Regions from separate parts of the Homo sapiens genome. Here region 1 is linked to region 2. A link is a contact called in ENCODE Hi-C or POLR2A ChIA-PET data. All regions are on one chromosome and are shown on one strand. The core of a region is the stretch at or near the end of the contact, and the rest is flanking DNA. Distances in the headings are between cores, read along the strand shown. Region 1 overlaps MTHFD1L (methylenetetrahydrofolate dehydrogenase (NADP+ dependent) 1 like). Region 2 overlaps MTHFD1L (methylenetetrahydrofolate dehydrogenase (NADP+ dependent) 1 like).

Evidence for each region. A loop is a pair of places that touch in the nucleus more often than their neighbours do. ChIA-PET counts read pairs that join two places held with the same protein, here RNA polymerase II (POLR2A). Pooled maps may share reads with other maps.
Region 1: a map of endothelial cell of hepatic sinusoid shows a loop between it and region 2 (5-fold over the local background). The contact joins two enhancer-like sites. A Hi-C loop is called at or near these places in 2 of 168 maps with a recorded cell type or tissue (endothelial cell of hepatic sinusoid and posterior vena cava), 1 of 37 single-sample maps with no recorded cell type and 1 of 50 pooled maps. POLR2A ChIA-PET finds 5 or more read pairs at or near these places in 3 of 52 experiments (AG04450, HCT116 and activated T-cell).

The regions. Positions count from the first base shown.
Region 1 is chr6:150,957,824-150,960,893 of GRCh38, reverse strand. It overlaps MTHFD1L (methylenetetrahydrofolate dehydrogenase (NADP+ dependent) 1 like), which reads right to left. Exons shown (of 28, transcript NM_015440.5): 18 at 479-619. Among named protein-coding and RNA genes, the nearest start is that of MTHFD1L, 94 kb to the right of the region's middle. Within about 2 kb of position 1,317, at least 2 of the 41 ENCODE cell types and tissues checked have a DNase peak (open chromatin) inside an H3K27ac peak, as active enhancers do.
Region 2 is chr6:150,893,922-150,896,661 of GRCh38, reverse strand. The region is part of intron 7 of MTHFD1L (methylenetetrahydrofolate dehydrogenase (NADP+ dependent) 1 like); the gene reads right to left. Among named protein-coding and RNA genes, the nearest start is that of MTHFD1L, 30 kb to the right of the region's middle. Within about 2 kb of position 1,384, at least 4 of the 41 ENCODE cell types and tissues checked have a DNase peak (open chromatin) inside an H3K27ac peak, as active enhancers do.

The sequences.
Region 1 (3,070 bases), core at 68-2,567, 64 kb before region 2:
CTAAGGCCCCAAATTAAATAATAAGCCAGGCTGGTGCCAGAAATGTGCCAATTTTAACTTTATCTTCCTGTTCATGGAAGCAGAGCCACTTCCTTCTGTTCCTTGGAAAGGTGATTTGCCCTCAATTTCAGGCAGGCATAGAAGGTACATTTTTTAAAAGTCACCAAGTGACTGCAGGGGGGTGACTCCTCCCCAGCCCAGGCAGAAGCAGAGATCAGGATTGGCAAGGATGGTGGAAAGCTCCTGAAATAAATTTCACATGTTTTTGTTGCAGCCAGGCATAAGCACGTCATATATGACTATGAGAACATTAGGAAGCAGTTAGGCAAACATGCTTGTCGGGGAAGAAATGTGTGTGTGGAAACTTTTTCTGTATCCTCATTACACTCACTGATAAAAGGAAGAAAACCTTTCTTTTTCTGGTAACGAAGAACGAGGACCGTCCACTCCCTGAAGCTTCCGAGTTGGAAACACTCACCAAATCATCTGCTGTCACAGGCTGCCCGCTTTTGTCACTGGCCACCACCATCCTTCCCAGCCGTGCCTTCATGTCTGCGAGGCTGTCCGTCAGGGCCAGCACCGCCATGATCTCGCTGGCCACTGCGATGTCAAACTGCGCCTGAACCAGCCCAAACACAGGTAGTGGTCAGCGACAGTGCCAGTGGGATGGCCATTCCCACAAGGAGCTGGACTTCAGCCATGAAGCAACCACAGGCCCAGAGAGTCTACCCTCAAAAGGCCATGCATGCAATCCCATCAGTTTTCTGCGTGTCTGGACCATGCAGGGTTTGTGCCTGGTGCTCCCTAGGGTGGCCTCCCAGGCGGAATGTGCTCTTTGCCATGCTCTGCTCAGCAAAGGGTGGGCTGAGTTAGGACCCCTGTTACACCCGCTCACAGCACTACCACATGGTTTGCTGTTGTAGCATGTCTCAGACTTAATTGATTACTAATGTCATTATCAGTCTAGTGTGGTCATTATCAGTCTACCACTGGACCGTAAGTGCCATGACGGCAGGGACTATATTAGGCAGGTTCACTTCTGAATCCCCAGCACGGAGCATGAGACCCAGTAGGCATACAATATGCATCAGATGAATTAATGACTAGCCTACGGGCCACCTCCCTTGTTAGTAATAGGTCTGTCAAGAAGGCTGCATTGTCTGTCTGGCACAGAGATAAGGGGCAGTGAAAGATGCTGGCTTCCTGCATGTGAGGCTACTTTCCCAGAGCTGGATCTCAACACAGCAGGGAGGGCAACCCAGTCAACTGGTGGCACAGACTCAATTTTCAGCTGCCCAGGAGGATATGGCCACATCAGATCTTGAAGCTTTCAGTAGTGAAAGCTAGAGAGCACAGACTTTTTGCAAAAAGTTCTAGGACTTCCTATTCCCATCTCTTGGCTGTGGCTCCACGTTGTACGAAGTCCAACATGGAATAAAAGGGACACAGGAATGTGTACTTCCTCCTCCTCATAATTCAGCCACTAGGAATGTTTCTCTGGACAGAACCACTTCATTACGCCCCAGCTTAATTCTCTTCTTCCCAAGGGGAGTGTGAGCCAGACAAGTTCAAGCTTACGCAGAGAGAGAATGGCTGTGCCCTGGTGGGATCACCTTATGAGACATTTTATTATCCATTTCCATCACTGACAAGTAAGGAAAGGAAGGAAATAAGGAGCTTTCTGGCTACTTCCTGGTTGAGATTGCATTAGTCACTGATTTAGTGAAAAAATATTACCTGAAAGTCAAATACAACTATATTCAATTATTACATTCTCAATATAACTCATTCCAAACATAAGTGGTCTTTCATTGTATGAAATTTAGGGTTCTCTATACTACCATTCTATTATAAACAGTGCATATGAGAAAATGACTAAAAAATATGGAGATTTTCTGTACAAAACATGAGACTAGAAACATTCTTGAAATATTAGCTGTGTAAATAAGAATAATATATAATCGATATTCAAGCTCTTCATTTGTAATTGTTACAATTACAAAATTTCACATCTTGAGCATAAAAAAAATGAAACACACTGGGTCAATTAAAGTATCACTGTCATTCACTTTAATGACTAAATGACGTGCATAGCGGAAGGCTGCTCATTTCTGTTTTGCAAATAAAATATTTCAAAATCATATAAAGATGCCAATGAAAACGTTATTGTTCATCAGCTTATCACACATTTATTGATTTAGTATTTACCTTTTCATTTTTTTAGGTATATAGTAGGTGTATATATTTGTGGATTGCATGAACTATTCTGATACAGGTATGCAATGTGTAATAATCACGATAGGGCAAATGAGGGATTTAGCACACATTTAAACAAAGGCCAATATGGGATATTGGCAAGGATGTGAATTGGTATGAATTTCCTGGAAGTTAATGTCAAAACATATGTCAACATTGGAAATTTGTATCCTCTTGGACTCTGCAATCACACATCTGGAATAATATCCTAAGGATAGTATCAAGTATACACACAAATATATGTGTATACTTACTACAGCTTACTTGTGATAGCCTGAAACTGCAAACACTCTACATGTTCATTAACAGGGAAATGGCTGAATCTACTATGGTACCTCTATGAGATATGATGTGGTCATTAAAAATGAAGATACAGGTCTACCTTTATCGACATAAAAAGATGTCTTCACTACAGTCTTATGATAAATAAAAAGCAGTTAAAGCTCTTAAATACACTATAACCCCTTTTTACTTAAAAATATCTATGCACGAAGCAACACAAGATATAACCTTGGGCAAGTTTTTTTAACATAACATCCCAATTTCCTCATTTGCAAATCAGCTTTACAAATGAACTGTGCTAATATATGTAATGGAACTATCAATACAATGCACAGAGTAGGCACTGAAATCAAGGCCACTGTGAATCTTCCATCTCTCCAGTACCTAAACAGTAAAAAACTATGCAGAGAAAGGGCCTTTTCAATACTCGCTTTTATTACACAGGCAACTAATGCCAACAGTTGGCATACATCTTTCTACTTTTCATTCTAGGCACTTATATACACAAATAAGTTGTAAGTGCCTATAATGT
Region 2 (2,740 bases), core at 135-2,634:
TGATCAGACAGAAGCAAGAGGGGAAAGTGGTGAGCTGACCCCCTAAATCTGTCAAACAAAGCTCAGGGGCCAACACTATTCAGTGCACTTAATTCCACACTACTGATGACCTGGGCTACTGATGACCTCAGCCACTCGCTAAGTACAAGGCTGTGATGCCCAGGAGGGTCCAGTGCTTTTTTCTCCATCTCACCCACAGCAGGCAGGGGAGGGGATGAACTCACATAACTGAGGCTGTCTTGTGTGTCCATCCCTGCCCTCTCCGAAGGTGCTCACCATCCCCTCTGAAAGGGGAGCCTGGAGAGCTGATGATGAGCCCCAGGCCTCAGGGAGGGGACAGCATTCACTCTACTTCAGCTCATTAACAAGTATGGCTCTGGGATTACAAACATCAAAACAAAATAAGAGTGAATTCAACACAAGTCGAATGTCTAGGGTCTTGGTCTCTCTTATCTGAGGTGGCAGGTGCTTTTCGGTTTTCAAGATTAGAGATTAGACTTTATGTGATGATCTGGAATAAGAGCTGACATGGGACAGTGTTAAAAACACAGGCTGTTTTGCCACCTCTACCATTTTTTAATCACATGATCTTTGCAAAGTCTCCTCTCTAAGCCTCAGTCAGTTTCCTCATCTGTAATGTGGGGAGGATGACAGTCCTGCCTAACAGAATAAGTGTGAAGACCACTGAGATAACAGGAGTACAAGACAGTGCCTGGTTCAGAGTAGCCATTCTGTCAATTAACATTGTCTGTCATTACTGTCACCATAGCACATTACTGCTTTAAGTGCATTCCATCCTGTTAAAAGGAGAATTGTCATGTAACTCACTAATGTAGTGCAGTTTAAAAGCTAGAGTTCCTTCCTTCTCCCGTTTGGGACAGACATTATTCTTTTTTTAAGAAGTCATCCTTTCACATGTATAATACAAGTACATTTAGAATTTTCCAATTCACTTTTAAAAGTCTTTCATGAGCCATGCCATGCACTAAATTTAAACTGAAAAGGACTTTGTAATAGTTCAGCTTTGTTCAAAAAAAAAAAAAAAAAACCACAAAAAACCCTAGACACTTTGATCCTTCAAAGGTGAAAGACCTATATTTTTTCCTTCTGTGAATACCAGTTTTGAGGGTCTCTGTGCTCAGGAGGAGAGGGAGAAATGAGATCCTCTGAGAAAAACAAAATAAAACGGTTCTCTGATTTCTAGGTTATTTCTTCGGCATGCAGCTGAGGTTTACCTCATCTCCCAGCTGGAGACCATTTCAGCATTGTCCAGCTGTGCCCTAACCACAGGTTCAGAGGAGACTCCCGAGGGAGCAGGGCCCTGCCGTACCTGCCCACCTCTCCCTTCCGTGCAGAGGGCACCACTCCACCTTGTAAACACCAAATGCAAAACCACACCCACTTCAGACTGGTTTTGGCATCAGAGTGAAATCATCGGGGTCAGGAAGAGGTTACCTCCAAATCTAGGCTCATTCCTGAGAGTGAAACCAACAGTGTCATTCCCCTGCAGGGCCCAGGACGCTGGGTGTGGGGGCCTGCGTTTGGGTGGAGGAAAGGCGGGGGGTTCCCTAGCCCTGCCCAAAAACACTAGCTCCAGTGCCTTGGCTTCCTGACATGTGACACTCCACAGCATATGGCTAATTTGGACAAATGCCCAGGCGTTCTTCCCCTCCCCACCTCTAGGGTCTCCGTGGAAATGCTCAACGCATCTCCAAGCCTGGAAAAGATGCTCAGAAACAGAACAGGAAATTTATTCTCAATTTTCAACCGTACACCTCAACGGGCGTAAGTTACAAAGCTACCAAACACAGAAGTCTATTCTGGTTTCTGTGGAACCCTAAGAAGGTCAATTCTTCATGCTCAGGCTCCGTGGAGATTTTATACCTAATCAGCGTCCACAGAATATCCTTCCGTTTAGACAGACGGACAGAGAAAGGATCGATTTCTATTTGTAACTAACTGGATATAACCATTCTTTAAACCTACAGAGCCTGAAAGTAGTAACTGGCCCATCAGGGATCTCCAGCCGACATGTTTGGAAGTAGAGTGACTTCCAAGTAACAAGAGGCATGGGAAGGAAGAGGTCCACAGCTTTGGAGGAAGGGAGTCTGTGACATCACTTAAAGTTGATAATAATCTACTGAGGACTGGAAGATGAGCCTGACTGGCCAAAGCTGGGCACCTGCTCTGGTTAGTCCCTCCTTTCTCTGGAACGTTGTCTCATGGTAGTCTTGCTTCTGGTTTCACTCCCTTGGCCAATATTCGGCTGGGAGACCTCACAGACAGAGAGCTGGAGACACTCTCTCCTTCCCCCACCCACACAATGGAAGCATTAATACCAGGCTTCCAGTGAAGGACCCTAAGTCACGCTATTTTACTAGTATATCTACTTACGATCTGAGTGATTTGCCTAATTGACCCATATATTTCTCTTCCTCCAGCCTGCACTCCAGGTTGCAGTGCGGTGGTGCAATCTCAGCTCACTGCAACCTCGACCTCCCCAGATTCAGGTGATCATCCCACCTCAGCCTCCAAAGTACCTGGGACTACAGCCACCACGCCTGGCTAATTTTTGTACTTTTTTAGAGATGGAGTTTCGCCATGTTGCCAGGCTGGTCTCAAACTCCTGGGCTCAAGCAATCTGCCCTCCTCAGCCTCCCAAAGTGCTGGGATTACAGGCGTGAACCACTGCACCCGGCCCACATTAGCATTTAATTCCATTCCCACAACTGCCCCATAA